7 separate regions of the Mus musculus genome follow, and all the other regions are linked to region 7. The links are chromatin loops, found by intact Hi-C in ENCODE. Cell type or tissue: heart. All regions are shown on one strand. Region 1 holds the start of Abhd2 (abhydrolase domain containing 2). Region 2 holds the start of Mfge8 (milk fat globule-EGF factor 8 protein). Region 3 has its middle 10 kb from the start of Gm24224. Region 4 holds the start of Gm39040 (a long non-coding RNA gene). Region 5 holds the start of Fanci (Fanconi anemia, complementation group I). Region 6 has its middle 16 kb from the start of Rlbp1. Region 7 holds the start of Polg (polymerase (DNA directed), gamma).

Region 1 (4,000 bases), 190 kb before region 7:
CTTTGTCTGCTCGCTTTTGGAGCTTCAGTGACTCATCCTTTGAGAATTCCTAAGCTGGACAGATGTCTTGGCCGATCCTACCTTCCTGACACAGGAGGGAAAACCTACTTTTACTGTGGTGAGGTATCGGCCATTCACTGCAGTCACCTTTGTGGCTGGGATTCAAACTAGCGAACTCATCTGAGATCCCTGGAGTCACCACAGCCATCCCAAGGCCTGAGATGATGACTCAGCACTTACAGGCAGGAGGAGACCCATATCAGGCTGAGCCGGCTTCCTCAGCACGTGTGCAGCCCTGTGTATAGCCACCAACCAACTCTATTTAAAGGGAAGAACCAGAAAGCTGTAGCTCAGAACCAAGTGTGTGCACCCACACACGCACACACGCCTGCACCCACAGTCATGAATACAACTCTCTCGACTGGCAGCAAATCTATTTATATACATCCCCCATTTTTAAGACTTTCGTTTTAATCAACAATTGTGCATACTTACGGCTCTCCAACCACACGATGCTTTGGTACCTGTGTATTAGTGAGGTGACTACATCCAGTTGGTTAATATCCTTATCTGGTGACAAACCCAGAGCTCATCTCTCACGGTCTAAACCATCTCAGCAGAAGAGAACTCATGACCATGGGGGAGGTTGTTTCTTAGTGAAATCCTTTGCTACCAAAGCCTGGCCTTCTCTTTGTCAAGAGAGAGCAGATTACAGAGGAATAAATAAATATTGAGGAGAAACTTTATTGAGGTAACATGACAACTGGGGGAAAACCGAAGAGCAATGGAGCCTCTCCTCCTCTCTACTGTCCCACAGTTATGGGTGCTTTGAAAGGTCTGGGGTTCAATGCAGTTCCAAGAGTCTTTCCGTCCACACTCTGGGGTGTCCCATACCTTCAAAATGAGAAATGGGGGAGTCTGAGGGATATTTTAGAGGGACTTCTGGATCCGCACTAAGTAGCCTTCAAAGGCTGCTACTTGCTCACATTGCTTTGTTTGTTTGTGACAAGGCCTCATTGTGACAGAGGAGGACTCATTATGTAGCTTCAAAGTAAAGCAATCCTCCTGCCTCAGCTTCCTGCTGGAATAACAAACAGGAGACCGGTGCTGGCTCCTCCTCCTTGAGTTGGCTCATGCTTTCCTTGTCGGGGTCCGGAAATGTATTAAGAGAAAATTTAACATTGCTTCAAATCTAAATTCCTTCCTCTGGCTATGTGTTCCTTCTGTCTCCTGCCTCTTCTCTTGGAGCCACACTGCGTGCCTTGGCAGTGTGTCGGTGGCTGCCTCACTGGAGCTCCCTTTCGGGTTGTCAGTATTCTCTCCATCAGGCACGTGCCGTTGCGAACAGAGCCTCAGGTTCACAGAATGGTAGAACCCAGTCTAGGTGCATGGATGGAGAGGGTGAGTGATGAATAGCTAGTCTTGATAAACGCCCGTGGAACACCACGCACTGTACTGATCTTCTATCAGCAACCAGCACTTACCAAATATAGTCAGTGAGAACTCTAAAAGGCTAAAAGGCACGGCCAAGACTGCAGTCTGACTTCAAAGGTCACTTCTTCCAAGTGGCCTCCAACCACAAGGGCTGGTTAAAAGCTGAAAGATCATAGGGACTGTAACAGGTCCATAAAGTCCTGCATGTTCCCACCCACTTCCCTAGCTGAAAGAGGTCAAAGGCTGCTGCCTCCACCTCTTTGTCGCCTCCACCTCTTGCTTTCTGGTTTAGTGACTCACCACCTCTGCTCTACTAAGTTAGGACTCCACACTTCAAACACCTACGTCCTGAGCTACAGGTTCATCTTCCTGGGCACACCAGTGCTGAGAACCCCACGGCTGGGCTATCTCTTTCCCCAGTTCATCTCTATAAGACTCCGGACCTTTCTGCCCCAGAACTCAGAAAGCCATCACAATAGGCCCTCTCCTCTACTCCGTATCATCAACCATCAAACATAACCCATCCTTTAGCCGGCTCCCCTTATCCCGCCCCTCGGGGAGGACCTTACCCAATAGCATCTAGGCCCACTGGCTAAAGACATCAAAAGTAACCAATTATAGGAGAATTGCCCGCTAAGAATCTCCGCCTCCACCTTGAGGAGCAGTCCTACTGACCAATGGGCCACCATATAGACGCAACAAGCGCGATGAACAAATAGAGTGGCGGCTGGGTGATCCAATGGACACTGGGAGAGCCTTGCTTGGGGGCGTAGCAGAGGCGGTCGTCAGGGGCGTGGCGGCAGTTGCCTGGGCGGGGCCGGTAGCGGCGGGAGCTGCGCTGGCCAGGGGTTCCGGCTGTATTTCTATGAGCGCAGCCGGCAGCTGCGGAGCTGCGGGAACCGGACTCCGGGCGGGTTGGACTGCTGGAGTCAATGAGAGAAGGTAAGACCTCGGCTGGGCGAGTTCCACCAAACAGGGATCGCGCCTTGGATGCGTCGGGCCAGAACCCCGAGTTACCCGGTCCCCAGCGTGGCTCGGCCCATCGCGCCGCAGCTTGAGTGCTCCGGATCCGTGGGGACTGTTTGGGGGACTGTCACCTGGCACTGCGGGGATCTAGAGGGCCAGCTTGTCTGATGACGGGGCAGCCCAACCCATTGGTGGGATACGCCTTCCTAAAGGTCCTTTGTCCTCTCCTGCTCGAGGAACCGAGGTTGGGGACAAGGCCGACGGAGGCCTCCTGGCTGCCATCCCTCGCTCTGATCAATGCTGAAGTCTTGGTCCTGGGGGAGGTATCTGGCCGGCCAGACTCAGGGTAGAGAGTGCAGGATGCTGGAAACCTGAAAGGGCCTGACTACAAGCCCTTTCGATGGGCCGATGCATTTTGGGATCCCGGGGCTCACCTACGACCGATGGGTTCAAGTTGTAGGGAAGCAATTTTTGACCTACTTGGAGGCGCACTTTATTGAGCTTGTGGGGCAACTGTTCTAGGTGCTTCGTGGGCTTTCCCCACAAGATCTGTCCAGCAGCGCCCCGGGCTGCCTGCCAGGCCGAGCAGCCAGAGCATCGACCTTGGAAGTGCCTAGCCAGAGGCCAGATGATAGCCACCTGTCTGGGATGCTTAGGAAGGGGAGAATTGTATGAGCCATCTGTGAGGCCCTTCTCCATCCACCCATGCACTCTGAACAACATTTATTGACTGTATCGAGGATGGGACTTACCGGAGTTGGCTAGATTCCAAGGGGATGTTGAATACACCCATAATGATCTTTTTTGAGGTCTTAGCTCTCAAATGCATGTGTGCATGCCTGCGTACAAATGGAATAGATTATATTGAATGCTGAGTTAATCAAGTGGTTCACCTTAAGTGCGCAGTTGGGGGTTCCACTTTCTGGTTCCTCTTTTGTGGTGCCCTCACCTCCAGCTGGTCAAGTTTTACCTGGCCCAGAGGCAGGTTCCAAGAACAGGCTTGGGAGAGATTGCAGGATTGGCAGAGTCAACATGATCTGTGCCCAGAGCTTTTCAAGGACCATTGGGTTACAGTCACACTAAGCAGAATGCATTTCCCCTCCTCACTGCCTCCCCTCATTTGCTTGACTAGGAAGGACATAATCCTCTGAAGGTCGGGAAGCAGAAGAAATAATTATAACCCGCTTTACCCAGGTGAAGATAAATGAAGCTTTGTCCGGGTAGGCAGCCAAAAGCAGCTCAGTCCACGCTGCTGGCGGTCAGCATGATATTTAGAAGCCAAAAGGCTGATGCTCATCTAACTCTTCCCCCTTATTGTACGGATGAAGAAACCTAAGGCCTGGGGTAGTCACAGCTGGCTGGTCATCACAGGGTCAGGACTAAGAGTTGTTCCATCCCTTGAACCCTAGGTCTAGGCAGGACATGATTTGAATTCTACTTCCGGCAGAGTTCTCATTCTTGAAGTTCTAGATGAGTCCAGAGGGGGTAGAAGCTCAGACTTTGGCATCTAAGTGCTTGGGTTTAAATCTTCGTTCTGCCTCTTCCTAGCTGTGTGACTTGGGGCAAGTTATCCAACTTCTCTGTATCAGTTTCCTGGCCA
Region 2 (4,000 bases), 320 kb before region 7:
GTCGCCATGCCCAAACAGGGACTGGAAGCACCCTGGCTCCGAAGCTCACCTCACTCCCATCTGTCCCAGGTACCCTGACACTGGCACCAACCAGTGAACAGCTGCTTCCCAGGTCTGCTGTACCCAAAGAGGGCCCTTTGTACTACTAGACTTCACCCCAAACTCGGCACTGGACTCGAACCTAAGAGATCTCTTCTCCTCCCCACAGCTGCCCACCCAAGGCCCTCCAGAAAGCTCAAGCCCCCTCCCCTACCCCCACCTCCCCCGGGAGCTCAGGTTCCCAAGCTGGAGGCAGGCAACACCATTAATGAGCACCAGCCCACACAGCTTCACCTCAGCAAGAGCCCTAAGGCGCTGTGGCAGAACTATTAGTCACTTGCTTTAAATAGCAGGTTAATCCCTTCTGACCTGGAAGGGCACAGTCACAGCCTCACGTGGAGGTTCTGGATAGGCCAAGGCCTAGGCACCCAATACCAACAAGGGCCCCGCTTTCAGCCTTCCCTACACCTGCACCAGGAACCAAACCAAGGGTTCAGAGAGGAAATCAGAAAGTGGAAGGTGGCCAGAAGCAGTGGCGTTGGGACTGAGGCTGGCCACCTGCATATGAGACCAGGAGAGGCCAGCTCCTCTAAAAATCCTATGGGATTTCAGGGTCCTTCTCTGGGAAGTGTCTCCAGGAACATTTGGCCAGGGTGCAGGTTGGGGGGGGGGGGGCAAAGAGGAGGGGTGGAAAGGGTCAGAGGAGACCCAAGCATCTTTCCAGCTGAGTGGACAGACCAGGAGTTTCCAGGTCGTGGAAGCTTGGGGCACCCAATGCCTTCAGCTCCAACCCCGAGGTCAGATCCTGTGCTGGGCGACAGAACACAGCTGTGATCTCTCCTGCCTGTGATCACTCCAGTCCCGCCGCCAGTCCCGTTTCTATGAGAAAGGATTTAGGGGCTGCCCCACGTGGGCACTGCTTTTTCATGATGAACTCTCTCCAGCAGCATCCCGCAAGAAGCCCAGACGTCTACTGGGGACCTCAGAGCAGAGGAGGAGGAGGAGGAGGAGGAGGAGGAGGAGGAGAAGGGTTAGGGGAGATAAAGCAGCTGGCCAAGGTCAGCCGGGGGCAGGAAGCCCTTTTCTAAGTTCCAGACCAGCCCCACCTACAAGCCAGTCTCTCGCACTGACCCCTCTGTCATTCCTTCCCTTATCTGATCAAACACCAACAAGTGGGACACAAAAGTTCATTGGATTCTCTAACCAGGCGGGTTCAGGACAGAGTTTCAGGTAACGTTAGCTTGAGTTGTACCCGCACAAGAGTCCTAGACTCTCCCAAATTGTTTGGATTGGAAAGCAGACACAGTTCGGTGGCCTCACTTTACAGACGCGGTAAAAAAGAAAGAGGCACGACGCAGCGGATTCCTTTGTTATGTGTAAGTCACATCCCTGAGGGGGCCGGGGGGGGGGGGAGGCCAGGCTGTCACCGGGTGTCCAGGGTCACCACTCAGTGCAAAAGCTACTTATCACAGCCCCAAGGCCCCAGGGCAGAGAGCACAGAGGCACGTTCGCCTCTCCTACCCCTGAGCGTCCCCCTCCAGGCTCTGCTCAAGTTTGTCAACAGTAGGAGTAGAGGGAGGGCGTCGCTGAGAACTTCCGAGCGGCGGGCAGAACAGGGGCGAGGCCAGAGGGACTCACCAGACGCGGCGAAGAGGCCAGAGGCGCAGAGTAGCATGCCGCACAGCGCGGCCAGCACACGGGAGACCTGCATGCTGCGGGACGCGGGAAAAGGTCCACGCGCTCTGATGCTGGGACTCGAGAGTTCCTGCGTCCGCTCCTCTCACTCCGGAATAAATCAGGCGCCTCAGCTCCGCCCACTGGCCCAAGGGCTCCGCCCCGTACAGCCCCGGGCGGACTCTGGGCGGAGCTCCGAGACCACAGTGGGAAGAGGGAGGGCTGAAGTGGGGGGTCCAGTGCCTCAGCCTCCCGGCGAGCCACGCCCTGATGCCGCTGCCAGTCCTCAGCCTGAGGCCAGGCCCCGGCTTCCTGAATAGACTGGACAGGGGGAAATTGCTCAGGAGGAATTTTAACAAGTGGCTGGATAATGGAGTGCTTTCCTAAGCATGCTGGAGACCCTAGATTCGATCCCCAACCCAGCAAAGATAAATAAAATAAAATAATCCAGGAGTGGTGGTGGCTCACGCTTGTACTCCCAACTGTTAGGAAGCTGAATCAGGAGGATCAGACAGTTCCAGATCGGATCCCCAGAGTGGGCTCCATCCATATTGAGTTCCAGACTAGTCTGGGCTATAGAATGGGACCCTGTTTCCTAAATGTGTGAGTTTATTGATTATTTGTTGTTTAGTTAATTAAAAATAACTGTTTAGAGTTTAAATGCTAATTCTTATCTGTAATCAGAGAACAGCAAATTCAGGCTACAATGAGTACAGTGTTTCCTCCTTTATCAGATCGGCAAGTGTCAGGCTGTTAACAGCAGAGGCTGTGGGGCAAACAGGCTGAGGCACGCGGACCTTGGACAGAGTATACGCCAGCTCAGCTTCTTTATTTGGTAATGTCTTTCAAAATGTCACATATCAACGCCTTAAGACCTAGCAGTAATGCTTAGAGATGCACAACCATTCCATTAGATAGACATCTGTGCAAAATGACACTACAGGATGACATAACGTCTTTAGAAACCATGAAAAGGCCAAAAAAAAAAAAAAAAAAAAAAGGAATTGGCAAACTTGTGTAAAAGTCCCAAATTAGAAATATTTTAGGATTTTGGCCACTGTGGTGGTTCAAGCCTATAATGCCAGCACACTGGATTATTAAAGGAAGTCCAAGGCTAGCTTGAACAACATGGTGAATCTTCAGCTACCCTAACCACCAGAATGAGATTCTATCACAAAAAGAGAGAGAGAGAGAGAGAGAGAGAGAGAGAGAGAGAAGGAAAGAAGGAAAGAAAGAAAGAAAGAAAGAAAGAAAGAAAGAAAGAAAGAAAGAAAGAAAGAAAGAAAGATAGAAAGATAGATAGATCTGGCTAAAGAAATGGCTCAGTGGGTAAAGCATTTGCTGAGCGAGTGCGGCTACCTCAACTCAATCCCCACAAATCGATCAGGAAGGCAGACAGAAGCAGAGAGCCCAAGTCCACAAAGCTGACCTCTGACCCACGCACCCACCCAGTGTCACATGTGTGACCACACACATACACACTAATGATAATGATGGTAATAATGATAATATGATAAAGTTGTTTAAAAGCTTCTGGCCTGTAATCTCAACACGTGGGAAGTGGGGAAGTTGGACCAGGAATTCAAGGTTGTCCTCAGCTAGACAAGGAGTTGGAAACTGAGCTTCAGCTATGTAAGACCCAAAGCCTCAAAATGATAACTGCAAGATGATGGTGATGATGGTGGTGGTGGTGGTGGTGGTGGTGGTGGTGGTGGTGGTGGTGGTGGTGGTGACTATACAAAGTTTTAGGATTTGTGAGCTATAAGATCTTGGTGACAAGTATAAGAAACAGCCTTGTCCCTGGAAAGCACCTGGACTGAAAGAAAATGAGTATTACAGAGCTGACAGAGGAAAGAAATCAGAGCCTGAAAAGGAGGGGCTTGTCTCTAGTAACAGCAGGCCATGGATTCTTTTTTTTTTTTTTAAATCCTGTGTACACAATCCATTTACACATAAGTATTTTAATAACAGTATTTGAATCAGGGGAGTGAAATGGGAACACAGAGCAGCCACACAGCGCTGTACCAGCTGCACACCAAGACCTAGCATGGGATGTATGACTGTTAGGAGATCCTTGTTAGAACTGTTCTGGGGCTGGAGAGATGACTCCGTGATTAAGAACATCTGACTGACTGCTCTTTCGAAGGTCCTAAGTTCAAATCCCAGCAACCACACGGTGGCTCACAACCATCTGTAATGGGATCTGACGCCCTCTTCTGGTGTGTCTGAAGACAGCAACAGTGTACTTACATATAACAATAAGTAAACCTTTGGGCCAGAGCAAGCG
Region 3 (4,000 bases), 100 kb before region 7:
ATCCCTCAATTTGGAAGTGAATCCTTCTCTATCGATTTTTCCCTCCACCCTACCGCAGCCATAATCTAGAAGCCTCACACACAGTTCCTGTTTCCTGCCTTCATCCCTGAAGACTTTTAATGAGAGCAATAAGGTCACAGAGTCGAGTCACCGTCCCTGGAAGTGAGGGGCTCCCTTTGCTTGCCCGAGGCCATCTCTTCCCAAGTCCTGACAAAGCTTGGGTGCCCCCTTTTGTCATACTTAGGAGGAAGTGGGAGGTTGTCCTGGGAGCCTGGTCCAAGCAACAGGCCTGGAGGCCCACTGGGGAGAGGTGGAGCTGCCATACGCCTAGAGATCCAGGCCCTCCCTGGGGCTGGGGGAGGGGACGTGTACCAGCTGAAGCCTCCTTAGTGTGTCACTCTGAATGGCACTGGCATTCCATTTTGCTTCACATGAAATCAACTGAGGCTCTTTATTTAAGTTTTGGGCTCTCAGACATGGAAATGAGACCGTGACCGTGGCAGTCGGACAGGAAAATTCTTGTTTGGCCCTGAATGAGAGTACAGAGGCATGACTGTGGAGGTGCCAGCTTTGCCTAATGAATGGGAGGACAGCCCTCTATGTAGGTCGGCTGCTTTCCTTCCTCTGGGCTGCCTCGCTCTAGCGTTTAGAGAGTATTCTGTTTTTAAATCAAGGATATAAATTACATAGATGTAGACAATTCTGTGGCTGGAATAACATTAAGACCCAAGTGCGGAGTGCACCTATATTATTCCAGTTGTACTCCCTGCTTCCCAAATAATTGGAAACCATGGACTTCAGTCAAATTAGGATTACCTAGCATCAAAATGATGATCAAGACTGCCTAGTTAGCAGGGAAGCTTGCAGACTTGAACGCCCGTTCTTTCCTGCACCAACTTTGTGTCTTCCATGCCAGAGCAGAGTGAAGGTGGAAAACGTGTCAGTGTATCCCTCTCACGCCTGTGGTATCCTACACTCACAGGGAACCTTGGGATCTACTGAAACATTCCTCTAAGGGTGTCTTCCTTTATTCACATGGTGTTACAGAACCAGCGTCAGGAGACCTGGTTGCTCACCCCCACTGGCTCTGACTCATGCCGGACACACGGGCAAGTCACTTCACCTCTCTTGAACCTGTTACCTTGTTCTATAGCATCTCTGAGGCTGCTTCACTCACTTGTGAATCATTCTCTCCATCATTGTTAAGTGTGTCTGAAGTTGCACGTAGAAGGGAGTGAACCCTGACCCCTAAGCTCATCTTCATCTTAAGAGAGAGAAGGCGCGTGTGCATTCAACTTTTCCTAGTTAGGACACGAGGCAACATCCAAAACCCCGTCTCTGGCCTCTCTTCCTAGTCTTGACCGTCATGACCGTTTCCTTGCTATTCTGAGGGTAGTCTTGTGACTGTAGCGGGTGAGAGCCACAGTAATGAGGAGAGTGCCTCGGTCTTCAGTGTGACCAGGCTAAGGGTGGATGGTTGCCAAGCCAGAGGTCCTTCCTGGGCAGGCTCGCTCTGGCTCAGCTGAACCTTCTGGGTGGCTGAGCTTATCTGGCTGGCATCCGGATGAGAGCCCTCTTTGTAAGTGGCTGACTTGAGATAGAGTTTGCCAGGTCCGGAGATACAGAGCACGTGTTTATGTTTGCCCCGGAAGCAGGTGTTAGAGATGTGAGAGGCTTTTCTTTTCCTGTGGCCTTGATCCTGACTTGAGTGACAGTTTTAAAAGAAGGAGGAAGTGGGTGTGGGGGTGTGGAGACAGGACTTGTGGAGTTGAAGGAACCCCTGGGTTTTCTTCCTTTAGGCACATGAGAGAGTTCTTAGGAAGCATGTCACCTCAGCATCCTGTCACAGTATCATCTGGAATTGTTTTCTTTACCCACAAAGCCTTAACTTGCCTCTAGAAAATCCCCTGGTATGACAACATTGTGGCCTAAGAATTCAAACTCTTCTCCTATGAAAGTCTGAAGCAAAGCCACAGCCAAACCAGAGAATTTCCTCAGGTGGCCTGGAGGCTCCTATGACATCACCCCCACCTCTCACCCCAACAACATGAGTGATCTGGATCTAAGCCCCTCCACCCACCCGTCGTCTTGGCCTTACTCTCTTTCAAAGCCACATTAGATCACTCAAATGCTTCCAAAAGGGGCCTGCTTGGCATTTAGAGACCAAGCCATTGAGGGCCAAGTTTCTTCCACCTGTTAGCTAAGCAAAGGACAGTTGTCCCCTCTGCCTGGGGTCAATTTTCCCAAACTATGTTTATAGCTAAGGACACAGGAGCAGGCCCCTGCTGGCTAAGGAACCCCAACAGCATCCAGAGCAAAGGCTGCTCTGCTGGCCTTGCTGCCTCCAGGTGCTACAGCCCAGCATCCTCCTGAAGTGGTCCTTAGCAACAGGCTACAGAGTACAGCTTGCCAACTATCCCCAGACACCCAGAACACAGACAGCTGTCTCCTTTGGAAGAGTCTGTCTGCCATGTTTTCCAGCTGTTTTTTTCCTAGCGTATACATAGGTAGAGCTTTCACCAATGCCTAATAAAGAAGCTGAAATCAATTTCTAATTGGTAGATTAAGACTGACATGGCGAGGTTCAGAAAATTCACAACTTTTTACTAGACTCCTGTCAATTAGGAAATCTATAACTGGTCCCCATTAGCCAAGTAATCTTCTGTTGCCATAAATTGGGGACAGTCCATTTCTAGCGCCTATAGGATCACCCTTAGTCTCGGTGGGCATTCTGCCCCCCAGACCACAGACACAGAGCAGTCAACATCACCTGAAATCATTGCTGACCTCCTCGGTCCCCAGGGCCAACCGCCACTCTCCCAGGCTGCTCTCCTGAGGGAACCTGGTTCCTGGTGATAGGAGCTGGGCTCGCTTTGGTCTTCATTCTGGCCTCTTTAGTTTTCCTAAAGCACAAATCCATGTAGTGCCCTGTTACCTCTCCACACCCATTCCAGGTGACCTGGCTCTCTCCCGCAGCCTCAGGCAGACCTTCACTATACCTGAGTTTGCAACTTTTCCCCCACTGCCGCTGCCTTATTGACCAGGGCTGGGGTGGGGGAGGGGCCAGCTCACCTCCCTCCTTTTCCCAGGTAGACTCCAACCGACCACTGTCTTACGTTGGCAGATTCTGCTTCCAGATTGATTTTTTTTTTTTTTTTTTTTTTTTTTTTTGAGAACCATCACTTTCACATTCCTGATTCTGATGAGTTTTGTTTTGTTCTCTCTGGGTTTCACGGAACTCCAGAGGCTGCCCTGGAAATACTGTATTTTGGAGTTTGTGCTCTAAAAGCCCCTGTGCTGCTGGGTCTTCTGACTCTTCCAGCAGCAGGTGTTTCGGACTTGCAATGAGCAATGCAATTTTTTCTAAATATGAGGATATTTACCTTTATTAAGAAATTATACTAAACAATGGCGTCCTTGATTGTTTTCTGTTCTCAACGTTACTTTTGGAATCTGTGGTGGTAAACAAAGATCATTACAAACAAAAACTGTAATTTTGTTATCTTTGATTCAACGGAATTTCTTTACTTAAAAAATTAAAGACAAAAAAATGTAAAATGCTTGTATGTGCTCTGTGGAGGGAGAGTTTTCTGCATGAAAAGGGGGTGCATCTGAGGACGGGGCAGGGTTGACCCTGTGGATACACAAGCTCGAGGACCTCACTTCATATCCCCAGCACCCAAGCCGGCTGTGGTAGCACATGACTGTGAATTCTATAGCTATGAGGCAAAGATGGAGGATCCCTGGGGCCTAATGTCTGGCTGTTCTTCCTATCCCAATGGAACTCCAGACTCATTGAGAGAACCTGTCTCAAAAACCAAGGTTGAGCTCAACAGAGGGATTCATCCAATGTTGACCTCTAACTTCATGTGAGCCTACACGTGCACGCACACACACACACACACACACACACACACACACACACACGGGTAGATCCTGTATCTGCATCAAAGCATGGGGCTTAGGGGCAATGTGCAGAACACTAATTTCCTCTCCCAGT
Region 4 (4,000 bases), 220 kb before region 7:
GTCACTGACATCATCTGATATTCTAGTTCTGCACAACAGCTGCTCCTGAGAGTGGGTGTCCAGTGTTTGTTTGTTTGTTTGTTTGATCAGAGTTGGGAAGGAGATGAAGAGAGTTCGAGACTCTCAAAGAAGGGTTTACAGGTTATCGGCAGAGTCAGAAGCAAAGAGGATCAGACAAGGAAGGCGCTACCCGGACACATGGGCACAGTGTGAGCGGCCAGGAGAATGCACAAAGGCTTGCCGCAGCAAGAGAAGGAATGCGTGCAGATACGCTGGGGCCCTGTTAGAGCCAGCCCGTCCCCACTGTCTTTGAAGGGTCTGCTGTTCATCCCAATGCTCCACAGACCATTCTTTTGACTTAGACTCCAGACTCCCTGATGCCTGGCATCCTTGCCCCATCCCTGACAGGTGACACGTCTGAGCAGTTGTCCATTTACGCAGCCCCAGAGAACCTAACACTTGAACATGAGCCGTGTATGACCCTGTAGAAAATACAGATGAGGCAAACATGAAAATAAAGTCGGGACAGTGAGATGACACAGTGGGTGAAAAGGTGTGTCAGGCAAGCATGGCTGTCTGAGGCCAATCCCTGAGACCCACAGAGACCCATGGGGGAAAGCTCACCTCCGAATGCATGCATATCACACACACACACACACACACACACACACACACACACACACACACCTGGGGGGAGAGAGAGAGAATAGATATGATAAAATCCAGGGGAAATAGGTCACCTGTAACCCCCTCAATCTGAAACAGCCACTGCTAACATCCGGATGGTCACCCCATCTGTCTTTTATTCTACATAGACATTTTTATTTAAAAAGCAAAAGCATTTCTGCTGTTTTAGAACACGTCTCTTTTCTGAACAGCTTCCGATAAACATCGTTCCACACTATTTTTGAACATCGCCATTATTTGTATTGAGAGTTCCATTAGTGTGGGGTGTGCTCAGTCACTCTGTGGCTGGCAGTTTCTGCCCAGGGCTAATACACCTACTGTTCAACCTACCAATCCTGCTTTTAGGAATTCAGCTCACAAAAGGAAAGCACTGGTTTCTGATAACTTATTTTTAGAATGTCTATTGGGATCCTATTAATAATAGCAAGAGGTTGGTCATACAGTTCAGTGATTAAGAGCACTGGCTGCTCTTCCAGAGGACCCCAGGCTGCTTCCCAGCACTCCGCTTCAAGATCTGACACCCTCTTCTGACAGGCTTATAGTCCCAGCACTTTGGGAGGCAGAAGCAGGTAGATCTTGAGTTCGAGGCCAGCCTGGTCTACAGAGCGAGTTCCAGGACAGCCAGGGCTATACAGAGAAACCCTGTCTCAAAAAACAAAACAAAATAAAACAGACTTTGGCAGGAACTTGAATACTTAATGTCCCCCATCTCCCAAGACTGAACAGAGCTATGAGTCCACCAGTGTGCCTTACTGCTGAGTGACCCAGAGTAAGTTATTTTCCTTCCTAGGCCTCAGTTTCCTTGTCTGTAAAATGGGAGTGAGAACAATCTTCCCATCCACCAGAATTAATAACATGTGGACAATGCCAGGAAATAAAGAAAGTAGACATTAAATTTTTTCAACTCTATAAATCCTATATGTAAGAGATACAATTTAAAATAACATTACATGTAAGGTAAGCATGGTGACAGAATCCATTACATCAGCACTTGGGAAGTAGAGGAAAGAGGATCAGGAGTCCAAGTTCATCTTCATCCACACAGCAACTTTGAGGCCAACCTGGAGTACATGAGACCCTGTCTCTAATTAATTATTTATTAGTTAAAAGTAAAATAACAATAAAGTCAGTTCTACCCTAGAGCTGTCCCCTCCGCCCCCACCCTCACCCCCCACACTCCTCAGGTCAGTTCTCCTTAGCTGCTCAGAGTTAATTCCCATCTCTAAATTATTGAGAGGGACAGGAGTGGGTCGGGATGGAGGCTGGTTACCCTTGGGGCTGCTGGGAAGTTGGGGGCCGGACTCTGAAGGGGCTCTGGGGATTGGTCATCGCCGTTAGCTAGCAGCTGACATTTTGTTTAGAAGCATCTGTAACGAAAATATATTTTTTGCATGAAGACTAAAAAATAGACCTCTAAATGTAGCCGGGGCCATGTGATCGCGCAGCTGCTCGACCTAAGCGGCAGGCTTCCGTTCCTGACGCCATTGCCTCCCTGGCCTCAGGGTGGCGCTGCTCACTCTCCAACCTCCCTGCTGCTCTGCTGGGAAAACAGAGGGAAGTTTCCCAGTAGACTATCCTAAAAGCGGAGTGAAAAAAACAACAATAAAATCAACAACAGTAGTATATTCTGAAGGCACCATAAATTTAAAACGTTGTTTATCCGTCCCGAGTTGTTCCCTGCGGTTCTCGGTCCTCTCTCCTATCCACCAGGAATCCCACATCATGGGCTCCCTCACTTCCAAGTGCTACTAGGACAATGGTCAAGCCATGAACAAAAACGCAAATAAAGACTCAAGGATTCCGTGTCTACAGGTGTTTGTTATCAATTAAGACAATCGGCTGCTAGGTGAAGAGAGCCCATCCTTCCATTATGACATGCATACTCCCGCGACCAACTATGCTGAGCTCAGTGTGGTGACATATCTGTGGTGTTAAGGCAGGATGGTCATGAGTTTCAGATCAGCATGGGCTGTACAGAGTGAGACACTGGATATAACCTCTCCCCCCCCTCAACACACACAGAGAGAGAGAGAGAGAGAGAGAGAGAGAGAGAGAGAGAGAGAGAGAGAGAGAGAGAGAGAGAATGTTGAGACCTAGTTCCAAATGAGTTTCTGTTTGGTTGGTTTGGTTTGGTTTTTCGATTTTTCAGTCTTCTTGGAGATCCATATCACTGATCCTTCCTCTCCCATCCCTATCCTACTCTACTTGTCCCAGACTATAAGGAACCCCAAATAACACAAGGATACTCACACCTGAACATCCAGGCTTCCTCCAACAGTACCCTTTACCTCCCAAAATAATCACCCCTTGGACCCAGGTCCAGATCCAGGTCCATCTTGGGAAGATAGGCCCAGGGGAGATGTCTTTGTAGGCCCAGAAAGGACCTGTCACTGAGGCAGAAGTTCTGAATCTGGCTTTCAAGTGAGTGCAGCATATCCCCTCCCACAAAGTCATCTGGGGGCCTCACTCACTCTAGCTTGGGGATGGGGTCAGGGAGAGGAGGCACCCACCCCTCAGAATTTCCCCTAGACACCTGAACTCCTGGGATTCTGTGTGGTGAGAGGCCACACCTCCTCATCACTCCCCCTCCCCCTTCCTGCTTTGGAGCCCCCTTCACATCCAGTAATTGGCACCAGACAAGAGCCAATGCATTGGCCAAGACCACAGCTGCTCTGGAAGCCTTTTTCTCTCTCAGTCCTCAACAAAATGTCCTAAAACCCAGCAGCCTTACGGTCTGCAGAGGTCCACAGTAAAATGTGGGCAGAGGTGTCCTTTAAGGGCATAGAGTGTCATTTCTCTCTCAGGGGACAGATAATTTTGGCCTTAATGCAAGCCTTCATCTGCTCCGTCTCCAGCTGATGGGAAGGCAGGCTCCTGAAGCAGCCCCAGTGAGAGATAAGAGCTCTTTGCCTGAAATGAAAAATTCATGAGGGAAGGCTAGTGCTGGGACACTTGGGTAGCCTCCAAGCGACCGACGGACTGTGCTTGTGCTCCGGGGAGGTGGTAAGGAACTTGAAAAAAAAAACAAATGGAAGTTTTCTTTCCTCTCCAGTATCTCTCCTCCTGCTTCCCGTCCATGTGGCCCCTCTCTTCTGCCTTCAGCCACACCTCTTTAGTTTCACCAGTGTCCACGTGCCAAGGCAGTCAGGAAGTAGGGTGGCCTCCCCACCCAGACCAACCACATGGTATTCACCCAACATCCTCAAAACAGCCATCCTTGAACTTTAGACAAGCTGGCTGAGCCCTGGCCACCTGTCACCCCAGACCTGGAAGAAAACCAAATTGACTATTGTCTGTGCCCCTGGAAGACACA
Region 5 (4,000 bases), 73 kb before region 7:
CTGCTTCATTGATCTTGACGGTGCACTCAGGTGGTTATTTACGAATGTATTGAACATTCACTGCTTCTGGGACGGACGGACACACACACTCACACTCACACTCACTCTCACTCACTCACTCACTCACTCACTCACTCACTCACTCACTCACTCACTCACTCACTCACTCACTCACTCATGCGGGCGCGCGCGAGGTGCTTCCGATGCAAAAGACCTGACCCTCCATCAATTGGTTCAATCTCTTCTGCACTGACTTCAACTACAGAGCTCTAAGAAAGCTTAACCCGGCCATACCATAACGCGCATGCTACTCTGAGGTTCCCCCCAAAGCGTGTGAGCCGGTTGCACCTCCCTCTCCCGCGAATTTGGGCCATCATCTCCGCAAAGATTCCCCCACTTTGTCATCTAAAATGGTACGCCCTACAGAGTTAGGAAGTCGGAAGTGCACCTCGGGGGCGGGACCTGTTGCTCTGGGCAACGGAAGTGCGGCTGCGTGGAGTAGAGCGGGAATTTTGGAAGGATCCCGAGCTGAGGTTGAGGTGACTGTTCAGGGTCTGTGCTTACAAGGAGGGAGGAAGTGGGACGGTGAGGACAGGCAGGGTCCCCTTGCGACGTGGCGTCCCGCCGTGCCTGGTTTCTGCGCAGGGGTCGGGGACATCAGCTTTGGCGGGTTTTTGCGAGGCTCGCTCCGTTCTGCCCTCCCTATTGGCCCTGCCCTGCAGTGTCAGCGCCTGCTTCTGGAGGGTCCCGCAGCCGGGTTTCGCGCGTGGAGCCCAGTGCCAGTGGGAAGAGAGGCCATTGACTTCGCATAGGATAGGCAGGATACTCAAGACGTGCACTGTCGAGCAGAACGGAGCTCCAAAAGCTAACGACCCCACCAGATGTTTTATTTAATTTCTCCATTTACATAGCGTTTATTTTAATATACAAAGCAATCACCCAGCCACCACTATAAGCACTTAGTATATTTTCGGCACCGTATATAGAAGTTAAGGTAGTAAAATCTACATTAGCTGCCTTATTTTATAGTTTCTGTTTCCTTTTAGTTTTGTTTTTGAGTCAGTGTCTTATATTGGCTACAGAGTGTGCCTGGTCATGTTTCCACCTGAGTGCTGGGATTACAGGAGAGCATCAACATGCTAGGTGTATACAAGTCTAGGGTTATGACGTCATCCAGCCCAGGGCGGCAGGCCTGCTAGGCAGTTCTACCGGCAGAGTTACGCCCTCTGGCCCACATCAGATATTTCTTATGTCCTTAATATAAGCTTGTTACTGTGCTCAAGATAACGATAAACCAAACTGGAAATACTCATGGAACTGTAGACCAGTGGGGGACCTAGCCATTAATTTAAAATGTAATATTAGAACTTGCCGGGGGAGGGAGGGGGGCTGGTGAGATGTCCCAGCAGTTAAGAGCATTGACTGTTCTTCCAGAGGTCCTGAGTTCAATTCCCGACAACCACCTGGTGGCTCACAACCATCTATAGGAGGATCTGATGCCCTCTTCAGGCAGGGGGATGTATATGCAGCAGAGCACTCATACATCAAATAAAATTGTTTAAAAAGTTAGTGACATTGTGGAAGGAATTTCACTGGTGTTTGTAGAGGAGGTAACACCGGAGCATCTGAGAGAGAGTGAGTTGAGCCGAGGTCTGAAGACTTTGTAGAAATTGAGAGCAAGGATGGGTATCTTTGTTTCAGATGAGAAATCGTTTATAAGGGTGTTGGGGATTTGAAGGACAGAAAACAATTTATTGTTCTTAGAAGAGTGATAAAATCAGAAACAGAATTAGCTCTGTGTACCTTTTCACGACCTCCGGCTTGGGTGGTGGTTACGTGCATAAGAACATCCTTGGTAGAGAAGGAGTGAAACCCAGCATGAAGCACCCCAGCTTCAGAGTGGCTTAGAGCTGTGGAGAAGCTCGCTGCGTTTGTAGACTTTGGGTCTGGTTGATTCCACTATCTGATTTTTTTTTTCTAATTCCTTATTTAACATTAAAAAGAAAGAATAGAGTGATGAAGGAAGTTAAGCGAGGGCTTAGACCCTGCAGGACCTGCTCTCTGCGGCCAGAAGAGAGTGCCATGCAGTTGTGAGCCATCTGATGTGGTGCTAGGCATGGAATTCAGCAACTCTGGGATAGCAGGGAAGGCTCAGTACTGAGCCATCTCTCCTGTCCCAGGACTCTGAGCTTGTGTGCGTGTGTGTGTGTGTGTGTGTGTGTGTACGTGTACGTGTGTACGTGTGTACAAGCGCGCATGCGCATGCACACATGTGGTAGCCCTGGCTGTCCTGGAGCTCACTCTGTAGCCCAGGCTTGTCTTTAGCCCACAGAGATCCACCTGCCTCTGCCTCCCACTTACTGAGATTCAAGGAATGTGCCACTGCCACCTGGCTTCCTTCCTTTCTCTTCCCTCCTCCCCCTTTCTCTTCTTCTTCCTCTTTCTCCTTCTCCTCCTCCTCTTCTTCTTCCTCCTCCTCTTCTTCCTCCTCCTTTTGGATTTTTGTCTAATAAGAAAGCAACAGAAAATTCCTTCTAAGATAAGGATGGGTTGGAAGGAAACTATATCATTTGGTTTTTGTTTTCAGAATTGTCTTATTGCTGTGTAGAGGGGAGCAAGTGAAGAAACTGTTTTTGTAGTGGTTCGGTGCTGTCCGAGTAGAGGTGGGAGGAGAGTCAGGGTGGGCTTTGAGAGAGGTCGGTAGGACTTGGCGGTGGATCTGGAGGGTGACAGTGGTTCCTGAGGATTTGCCCAGGTTTCTGGGTGGAGCCGCTGAGTGAATACTGGTACTGTACATGGGGGTGGGAACCGGAGGGAGAGGAGAAAATGGTTCCCAACCCCCACCCCTTCACGTCCACGCTACGCCATCCTTCCTCTGCCCAGGTTCACCCCTCTCCACATGAGTGACTTTATCTTTACACAGCTCCAGGCCACCTCTCAGTTTCTTCTTTGTCCACATTCCCTCCCCACTTTGATTTGCACATTAATTTGAGGTTCAGTTGCCTCGAAGACTGTTTTCAGTCTGGTCAGACTCCCTTGCTCATAACCTTTGTGATGGTTGTCATTAAAATTCCTTTGCTGACTCTCTCAGGGTTTTGTCTCTCCCCAACCCTGAGAGGTCAGACCTCCTAGCTGCCTTACTGCTCCACTTGGCCGCCATCGCAGCCAGTCTCCTGTTCCCCAGTACGGTTGTCAGCTCAGACTTGCCTGCCTCTGTTTATGAAACCCTCCTTTCCCGTACTGTCGATCATCTGGTTGTCTGGGCTACCTAAATTTACCTAAATTTAGTTTCTTAATTTCCAGGTCAGACCTTTCTCCTGAAAACATTTTGCTTTTGTTCTTCAGTTTGTTAAGACAGCCTTTTGTAGCCTAGGCTGGTCTCAAACTTTTTTTTGAGACAGGGTTTCTCTGTGTAGCCCTGGCTGTTCTAGAATTCACTCTGTAGACCAGGCTGGCCTCGAACTTAGAAATTTGCTGCCTCTGCCTCCCAGGTGCTGGGATTAAAGGCGTGCGCCACCACGCCCGGAATTCCTAAGCCTGCCTGTTCTTTGCTTGGTGTGAGCTAAACAGCTTGTGATCTCCCCCACCCTGTACGAGTCTCCCCTACTTCCCTGCTCTCATTCCCTTATTTTTTTCTTTTTGATGGCATGGGAATCGAACCCATACTGAGCAAGCACTGTACCACTGAGCCACATCTTCAGCCCCACTTGTTTTATGATGCCATCTAAGTGGCTCTCACTGTTTACGATGCTGTTGGTTTACTCATTTGTTGAACGATATTCTATGGGATGTTTATATAGTCCTATATATTTTATTTATAATATATTTAATATGAGCTAAGTGCTCTTTTGTCTTTAAGTATTCTGTTGAATGGATGGTGAAGATGTATACGAAGGCTATGAGACCACTTACATAATTATGGGAAATTCTTAAGACCATGCCTATGTTGTCTGTAACAAGTGTGACGTACTTAGAAGTTTCTAGAAGCTTCCAGCTATGA
Region 6 (4,000 bases), 95 kb before region 7:
GGACAAGCCCAGAATGGCAAAAACATAGTACAACCCTGACAGAAAAAAAAAAAAAATGGTGATTGAAAGGCTCACATCACACTTTTCATGGTTTCTGTGTGGTTTTTAACAGTGGTTTTTAGCTGGACAGTGTGAAACTTGACGTTCAACTCCATACCAGAGCTTCTAAAACTGAGAAACCCAAGGGCAAAGCCGAGACAAGCCTGGATATATAGTTACTAGAACATTCCTAGACTTGGAGATGCCGAGAAACTGCAGACAGGCACCATCAAGTCCTGGTCCCAAACTTTTCCTTCTTTATGCAGTCGCATGGGGGAACTACAAGTTAAAGTTGATTAAGATTTGACAGGCTGCATGGTAGACACATAGGGAGAGGGAGGGGCCGTGGCTATGCAATAAAGGTGTCAGATTTCAAGATGGTTACTTCCACAGCCTCCAGACCTGAGACAAAAGCCTGGCAGACCGTGTGGGCCTTTTCTCCCACCAGTAGGACCCCAACTGATGGGCTGGCTGCATCAGGATATGTTACACAACAGTTACAGTCCAATCAGCCATCCTATCTTTCTTCAAACTGACCCTCCCTAACTAAGGGGAGAAAACTCTTCAGAGATTTAAAACAAAGAAACAAACAAAACAGTACTTTAGGTGCAGGAGAGATGGCTCAGTGGTTAAGAGGTTCTGAGTTCAATTCCCAGCAACCACATCATGGCTCACGACCATCTTTGATGGGATCTGATGCCCTCTTCTGGCATGCAGGTACACATACAGATAGACACTCATATACATAAAATGAATAAATAAAATAAATCATAAGTGTGTGCTCCCTCACATCTTCCTTCAACTAGCTGTTCCTGTTGTGTTTGAAATTTCTCTGCTCCTGCATGTCTCCTGCCCCTTTACTTCTTTAACTAGAGGAGAAAACTAGCTTGATTAAGACCTCTTAACAGGCTTACAAGGCTGGCAAGGCTAGTTCCACCAAGTTACTCTTGAACTTAGAAACATCTTGATGCCAAGCTGGTGCACCAGACCACACACGTGCAGGGCTGGGGATATGGCTCACACAAGGCCCTATGTCTCATAGAGGCTGGAGGTCCTGAAGTTTAAGGTCGCCTTCATCTACATAACAACTTTAGTTTGTCTGGACTAACCTCATGAGTCTGGACTAGTTGGGTTGTTTGTGGGGGGGGGGGGTTGTTTTGTTTGGTTTTTGTTGGTTGGGATTTTGTTTTTAGTTTTATTGTTGTTTTTTATTTATTTTATTTATTTATATGAGTACACTGTAGCTGTCTTCAGCCACACCAGAAGAGGGCATCGGATCCCATTACAGATGGTTGTGAACCACCATGTGGTTGCTGGGAATTGAACTCAGGACCTCTGGAAGAGAAGTCATTGTTCTTAACCGCTGAGCCATCTCTCCAGCCCTGAGTTCCCGTGGGTTTTGTTTGTTTGGTTGGTTGGTTGGTTGGTTTTGGTTTTTGGTTTTTTGAAATCTGGGATGAGGCTGCGGTCATGGCAGAGTAACTTTAAACCTTCCCATTCCCCAGACGATCCTGGCAGGCAGAGGTTACGAGCTGCTCTATTGGAAGCGTTGATGGAGTCTTGAATGTGCAGTCCCCTGGAAGTCTTGCTGAAAATGCAGCTCTAATTTGATAAATCTGGGTAGAGCCTCAGATTCTGCCACCCCAACAATCTCCCAAACAGGGCAGTGCTTACTTCCTGGGAGCACCCCCTTGAATGGAGGTTCTGCAAGTTTCAGGGGAGCCTGCAAGCTTCCAGGTCTAACACTGATTTTCTTCAGCATTGGAGCTGTGCTCCCCCACCCTGACAACAAGAGCAGAGATGGTCCAGTGCATCCCTCTGGTGTGTCTTCATCTCTTCTCTTAGCTGACTTCACGTAAGACCAAAAAAGTACATGCCTTCGCCGTCCAGGCAGCAGTAGCCTACTCCAGAGTCACCCAGTGAACTCTCTGCTCACAGCAGTGGCCAACTCAGTTCAGAGCCTATCTTTCCACCCATGCCTGACTGATTGGCCTCCAGAGTCTGCTGGTCCACATTCTCTGAAAGTTCACACAAGGAGGGCAGAAACACATAGCTGCAGTCTGCCAATTCATATCCTGCCCCACTTTGTGGCCGAATTCTTGCCTCAGGCCAGATGTTTCCAGAAGGATATCGTTATATGGACCAAATGGTTGTCATAAAACTCAGGGCTCTTTGTTCCTGTTCCTGTGGTTTTCAAGATATTGTATTGTCCTTCCTCCATCTCATTAGCGCAGGAAGGTGAGACGCTTGTTGAATCACAGATAAAGGAGGGATCGGATCTTATGGGGCTGAACAGGTCAGATTTTAACATTCGCGGTCTCCCCACACCTCCTAAGGGAGCAGCACCACCTTCCCAGACAGGGCTAAGGGGCAGCCACATTGCATGTCACCTCCACCTTCTGTGTCCACGTCCTCCGACTGTGCCTAAGCAAGACCAGCAGGGGGCAGTGTGAACACATGGAGCAGGCTCAATGGGTCCCAAGTCCATGGCTTCTCCCTCACAAAGCCATTGGGTCCTCTTGTTATGATGGCCCCTGAGCTAAGGCCTTGCCTTGCAGACTGTAGATATACTTCGGCATCCTCTTGGAGCTTGAGTGGGAGCCAAGGCTGCCTGTCCTGAAAGCTTCCTGGCCAGAATCTACTTGCAGTGTTTTCCCTATCCCTGTCTATGAAGTGCAGTTACCACTCATCAGGAAGCCTGGGCTACACTGTGGTGGGTTGCTGGAACTTAGAGATCCAGGAGAGATGGGAGTCAGCCAAAACTATCAACCACGATTCTCTCAGGTTTGTAATATAATGCTAGAAAAGCAATCAGAAGTGTACGTGTGGTGTGTGTGTGTGTGTGTGTGTGTGTGTGTGTGTGTGTGTATGTGTGTGTGTTACTAAGTAGCCTTGGCTGGCCTTGAACTTATTATGTAAACCATACATGTAAACTTACAAAGATTTACCTGCCTTTACTGCAGAGCTCCAGATTTAAAGGGAAATGCCACCACACCTTAGAAGAATAACTGGAAACCAAACAAAACAAAATACTCATTTCTCAGAGCAAGGGAGATGGCTTGGTAGGTAAAGTGGCCCCATGCCCAGAAGACAGTGCCACACACTGAGGGTGCCACGTTCCCAGCAAGCAAAGTCTTCAACAGGAATCCTCACACGTGCTCAAAACCACTACATACTTGTGGCTGCCAGTTTTATGGATGGAAAGCATTTTGTATTTGTCAAGACAGGCAGATCTGGGAAATGTAAGTTGTGCTGGCTAGTGTAGTGTCAACTTGATATGAAACTAGAGTCCTTTTTAAAGAGGGCACTCAACTGAGAAAATGCCTCCACCAGATTGGCCTGCAGACAAGCCTGTTATGGCCCATTTTCTTGATGGATGATGAGAGAGAGCCCAGCTCACTGTGGGTGGGACTATCCCTGGCTGGTGGTCCTGGATGCTGTAAGAAATGAGGATGGCTGGACCTAGTAATGCATGCTTTTAATCTCAGCACTCTGGAGGCAAGTGGATCTCTATGAGTTCAAGGTCAACTTGGTCTACAAATTGAGTTCCAGGATAGCCAGAGCTACACAGAGAAACCCTGTCTGGAACAACCAGAGAGAGGCAGTGGGGTGGAGGGACGTGGCATATTCTTGTAATCCCAGAGCTGAGGGACAGAGACAGGAGGATTCCTGGGACTTGCTGGCCAGTCAGTCTAGCTGAAACAGTAAGTTCAGATTCAGTGTGATACCCTGACTCAAATAAGGTGATAAGCAATAGAAGAAGACACCCAACATTGACCTCTGGCCTCTATATATGCATACATGGGTAAACACACACACATAAATAAATAAATAAATAAATAAATAAATAAATAAATAAATAAATAAGAAAAAATAAAAATAGCCAGGCATGATGGCACATGCCTCTAATCCCAGTACTCAAAAGGTAGAGGCAGGCAGATTTCTGAGTTTGAGGCCAGCC
Region 7 (4,000 bases):
ATGCACCTTCCCACCATAGCGAGCCTCACAGAAGCAGGATTAAGCAGGTTGAGTAACCTGCACACAGAGGGAACTCAGAAAATGTTCTCCGAACCAAACCATTAAGCTGGGCCCCCTACAAACGGTAGTCCCCTGTTGCTAACCCCCGACTTACCAGGCCGAGGGGGATATGGCCACCGCCAAAGTGGGGCAGGTTCCCTCTGCCAAGCAGACCTCCACGTCGAACACCAGGGCCCGCTCCTCGGGGATGGCCACGGGTTCGGCCTCCCCCTCGGGGCCGTACCGGGTCCAGCCCTCCGCCCAGGCCCAGCTCTTGGGCTCGGGGGGCAATTGGGCCTCCAATAACGAGGCGGCCGCCTCCAAGTAAGGCAGGCTCTGCTTCTGGGCCAGGAGGCGGAAGTGCTGGTCCAGGTTGCCCCCGAAGAGCCGGGGCAGGCGCAGCTCCACGTCTGGCAAGGGCGTGGCCGGCTGCCCCCAGAGCCCGTGCTTCTGCAGGTGCTCTACGCTGCGCTGCACCGCGGCCTCGTCGGGCATTTCCCCGCCGCACCCGAAGATCTGCTCGTGCAGGCCTCTCGACAACATCTGGATGAGCAGAGGGTTGAGCCGCAGCTGCCCATTCTCGGAGGAGGGCATTTGCGACGGCGGCCGCCCGTCGCTGGGGACGGGGTCGAGGACGGAGCTGGAGACCCAGCGCGCGGTTGCTGGTACTGGCCCTGAGGCGACCTTGGCGCCAGCCACCTTCTTCCAGAGCAGGCGGCTCATGGTTGGTGCAGGGAGCCCCCCGCTGTGAGTCGGGGCACCGGGCTTTGGGCTCCAGCTTGACTGCTTTTAGTGGCCGAAAGACTCAGAGAGAGACGCGTCCCCTCTCTGTGCTCCTGTCAGTGAAATAGGTCTCACCATGCCTGCCTTCCTCACACAAGTCCTAAAGGAGACAGACGATAAAAGTGTTATTACAAGTGTCACGGACTTGAACAAACCGCTTATCCCGCAACAAACATCTGCTGCGTGCCAAACAAGCATTTTCTCCACTTGATCTTAGCCAAAAGGCCAGAGCGGAGTAGGGACATTTTTCTGTTACGCCTCCAACAACCTTAAGAAATGGCACTGCCCCCTCCCGAGGACAGGGCCACACCGGCTCGGCAGTTAACTTGGGAGAAGCCGCTGGAGATGCTGAAATGGGGAGACGCAGACAGACCAGGGTTCTGGCTCTCCAACTGCGTGACCTTGGCCCAGCTCCTTAGGCCCCGACCTCCTCCTCTGTAAAATGGGGTTAAGAACTCTAGAGCCACGGGCCACTGCTGTAAGAGTGGCAGAGGGCGCGCTCGTCGAGTGGCCCTAACCCCAGTAGGCGCTCGGCAGACAGCAGTTGCCAGTCCCACCCCGCCGGCGGCCCGAGGGCCTAGCGCCCCAACTTCGAAACCCGCCGAACGAGCCACAGCCTCGGGGTCCGCACCCACACCCGGGCGGGCCTAGGGCGCCCTGGTCGGGGCGTCGGCGGCCACCCCCGCACGCCGGGACACAGGGTCCCCGCCGCAGCCGCCGCCCTGCTCCCGGCCCGGCTTCCCGAGTGGAGAGGGAGCAGCCGCGCCCGGCCCTCCCCCTGCCGAGCCCGCCGGAAACCTCGGTCCGCTTCGCGCTTCCCGTTCTGCGGCAGCCCACAGCCCCGGCGACGACGCGGCGTCCGCGGCGCGCGGCCCACGCAGCCTCAGGGTGGCGTGCGGTCTCGGGAGCAGCCGCAACTTCCCGTCTGCGCGAACTGGGTCCCGCGGCTACCCAGAGGCAGGCGGGAGACTCCCCCGAGCGTCCAATAAGAGCGCCGCCAATGGAGCCGCCCGCCCGCGGGGGTGCAGAGGGACTTCCGGGTGAGGTCCTCCGCTACTTCCCTCCCCACGGAAAAGATAGACCAGTCTGACGCGAGCCTGAAGGCGGCTACACGCTTTAAGCTAAGTAAAGGCACCTTCTCGCTGGCGGCCGCGTGGCCTAATGGATAAGGCGTCTGACTTCGGATCAGAAGATTGCAGGTTCGAGTCCTGCCGCGGTCGACTTGTATGTTGTTTTTATCTGTCAGTTTGTTAATCCCAAGATTCCCTTTGGAAATAAAGCGAAATTGACCGTAGTGGTTATGACCAACTTCTAGTCTAAACTTAATTCTTGGAACTCAAGGATCTGAGCAAACAACTGTCAGGGTGACACATTGCTTAAACGGTGACAGCGGTCGAGAGCCTTGTCCCGGATGGAGAGTGGAGCAAACGGAGCACGTGCCGTCCGAAGTCTAGATTTGTCACCTATGGACCGCAAAGGCTAAGCCTCGATGGAGTCTCCTCCCTCCTATCCCGGACAATGATGCTGGGGGTTGATGCTGTTGAGTCCGATTGGTCGCGCCCACCGGGCACAGCTGAAGCACGTCCCGCTTCAGAGATCTGTCAATCTCTGGGTCCACCTCCCGTTGCTCCGGTTGTTTCTGCTCCCAGCTCTCCGTAGAGGGTCAGCTGCAAAGGGTCAGGCGAATATGGCCTGGGTGAATAACTGGGACCCAGGGATTCAAGTCGAGAGTCCCGTACGAGGAAAGAAAAGATCAGGATTGCTTCAGGCAGACTAGGGGGCACAAGCAGCTGATTAGGGAAAAAATTCGGACCGCGCTGAACGGCAGCCCCCACTTCCAACCAGCGAGACCACCCGGACGCTGAGAACTGTGTACAGGAGAGAGGGTCTTTGACTTTTTTCAGGAGTCGCTCCTCTATCCGCTTTTCCTGTCACTAGCAGCGGCAGGGACTCATACAGAACCCTTCTCCTTTCTCCTTTTCTTAGTTTCTTCCCCCTCTTTTGTCTGTCTGTCTGTCGGCCTGTTTGCTTGTTTGTTTGTTTTTAACGATGAGGTCTCACATTGTAACTTAGAACTTACGCGGTAGCCCTGGCTGCCCTCCCGCCTCAGTGCTTGAACTACAAATATCCACAATCTAGCTCTCCAGCTGAGACATTCTTATACATTTTTCTAGATGTACTTAATAGACATAAAGTGATTTTTGTTTGTTTGATTGGTTGGTTATCAGTTTTATATATATACACACACAAACCAGAGTCAACTAGATAAGAGATTCCTTATTTTGTGATTCTTCTTGCTTTTACATAACTTTGCTCAGTTTATTTTGCTATAAGGTGAAAAAGGAGAGGCTCTTAACTCAGGAAGCCTCCGAGCAGGAAAAACAATTTCATTTTTATTTCATAGTCTCCTACTGAAATTCAGTGTTCTCTTCATCTGTGAGCCTAGGCAAGCTGCCACGTGGCGCTAGCCATACCCGTGCCTTGTTCTCAACGGTGTTATACTCGCTGTAAATTTTTCAAAACTTTGATTGCAGCCATTGGAGTTTCAAAGAGCGGTAGCTGCGAGGAAGAGCCTAGAAACTGCGATTTAATGGACTAACAAACCCCGCATCATCAGGAAGCAGTGATGCACATCTTCAACCCCAGAACGCTGTGTTGGAGCCCTCCCCTGGGCTGTGGGAATAGCTCAGTGGGGGGAAGAGCATGGCTTGCAAGAGCGAGCACCTACCTGAAGCCGTGAAGGGAGGGAATACGTGAGGGGGGGGGTACGCGGGGGGGGGGGGGGCTGCCACACCCAGAGACTCACAGATCACCCGATCTAATCAGCAAAATCTGGGTCCCCATGAGAGGCCTGGTTTCAGAAGGCAAGATAAACAAGTCCTGAGAAACAAACATCCAAGGCTGACCTCTGGTCTCCACATACACATGCCTGTGTTAAATTGACATCTGACCCACAAAGAAACAAATACCCTATTAACTGATCTTCCCCCACCCCACCTCCAGCATGCCTCAAATAATCTCTGTCTCCTGTCTCTGGCTCCTGCTGAGTGTGTCTGTTTTGGGGGTGGGGGTTGCCTGAGGAGTTTTATATTTGTTTATTTTTGAGGCCAGGTCTCACTATGCAGCCCTGGCTGGCCTGGAGCTCATTATGTAGACCAGGTCCACTCTCACACAGAGA

The links. Peaks named below come from ENCODE experiments on the same cell type or tissue, not always from the same donor. Only the 100,000 strongest peaks of a DNase experiment are listed, where the experiment ranks them.
Region 1: it touches region 7 in a loop (2.2-fold over the local background); 8 of 42 quality-filtered maps call a loop at or near these places.
Region 2: it touches region 7 in a loop (4-fold over the local background); 9 of 42 quality-filtered maps call a loop at or near these places.
Region 3: a loop joins it to region 7, with 2.7 times the contacts of the local background. A loop is called at or near these places in 19 of 42 quality-filtered maps.
Region 4: it touches region 7 in a loop (2.6-fold over the local background); 9 of 42 quality-filtered maps call a loop at or near these places.
Region 5: a loop joins it to region 7, with 6 times the contacts of the local background. A loop is called at or near these places in 17 of 42 quality-filtered maps.
Region 6: a loop joins it to region 7, with 2.8 times the contacts of the local background. A loop is called at or near these places in 21 of 42 quality-filtered maps.

Annotation. Positions count from the first base shown.
Region 1 is chr7:79,270,964-79,274,963 of GRCm38, forward strand. It overlaps Abhd2 (abhydrolase domain containing 2), which reads left to right and starts at 2,303. Exons shown (of 11, transcript NM_018811.6): 1 at 2,303-2,376. It overlaps Gm31510 (predicted gene, 31510), which reads right to left and starts at 2,066. Exons shown (of 2, transcript NR_169073.1): 1 at 2,004-2,066; 2 at 729-894. In heart, no CTCF peak of the experiment used is centred here; DNase peaks (open chromatin) are centred at 2,138 and 2,968; H3K4me3 peaks cover 2,429 bases; H3K27ac peaks cover 3,109 bases.
Region 2 is chr7:79,147,218-79,151,217 of GRCm38, forward strand. It overlaps Mfge8 (milk fat globule-EGF factor 8 protein), which reads right to left and starts at 1,843. Exons shown (of 9, transcript NM_001045489.1): 1 at 1,678-1,843. The coding sequence starts at 1,750. In heart, a CTCF peak has its summit at 1,886; DNase peaks (open chromatin) are centred at 424, 844, 984, 1,884 and 1 weaker place; H3K4me3 peaks cover 2,246 bases; H3K27ac peaks cover 2,566 bases.
Region 3 is chr7:79,361,952-79,365,951 of GRCm38, forward strand. No RefSeq gene overlaps it. Among named protein-coding and RNA genes, the nearest start is that of Gm24224, 10 kb to the left of the region's middle. In heart, no CTCF peak of the experiment used is centred here; a DNase peak (open chromatin) is centred at 1,520; H3K27ac peaks cover 333 bases; H3K27me3 peaks cover 1,902 bases.
Region 4 is chr7:79,244,305-79,248,304 of GRCm38, forward strand. Gm39040 (a long non-coding RNA gene) reads right to left here and starts at 3,268. Exons shown (of 3, transcript XR_882241.2): 1 at 2,099-3,268; 2 at 1,638-1,748; 3 at 1-482. In heart, a CTCF peak has its summit at 2,191 (motif pointing right); DNase peaks (open chromatin) are centred at 2,167 and 3,727; H3K4me3 peaks cover 628 bases.
Region 5 is chr7:79,391,853-79,395,852 of GRCm38, forward strand. Fanci (Fanconi anemia, complementation group I) reads left to right here and starts at 486. Exons shown (of 38, transcript NM_145946.2): 1 at 486-539. It also overlaps a transcript of Rlbp1 not described here. In heart, CTCF peaks have their summits at 486 and 1,540 (motif pointing left); a DNase peak (open chromatin) is centred at 449; H3K4me3 peaks cover 1,409 bases; H3K27ac peaks cover 1,305 bases.
Region 6 is chr7:79,369,209-79,373,208 of GRCm38, forward strand. No RefSeq gene overlaps it. Among named protein-coding and RNA genes, the nearest start is that of Rlbp1, 16 kb to the right of the region's middle. In heart, a CTCF peak has its summit at 2,480 (motif pointing right); a DNase peak (open chromatin) is centred at 2,483; H3K27me3 peaks cover 484 bases.
Region 7 is chr7:79,464,450-79,468,449 of GRCm38, forward strand. It overlaps Polg (polymerase (DNA directed), gamma), which reads right to left and starts at 1,824. Exons shown (of 23, transcript NM_017462.3): 1 at 1,621-1,824; 2 at 155-922. The coding sequence starts at 762. It overlaps n-TRtcg5 (a tRNA gene), which reads left to right and starts at 1,970; the gene lies at 1,970-2,042. In heart, a CTCF peak has its summit at 1,736; DNase peaks (open chromatin) are centred at 778, 1,822 and 2,372; H3K4me3 peaks cover 3,622 bases; H3K27ac peaks cover 2,587 bases.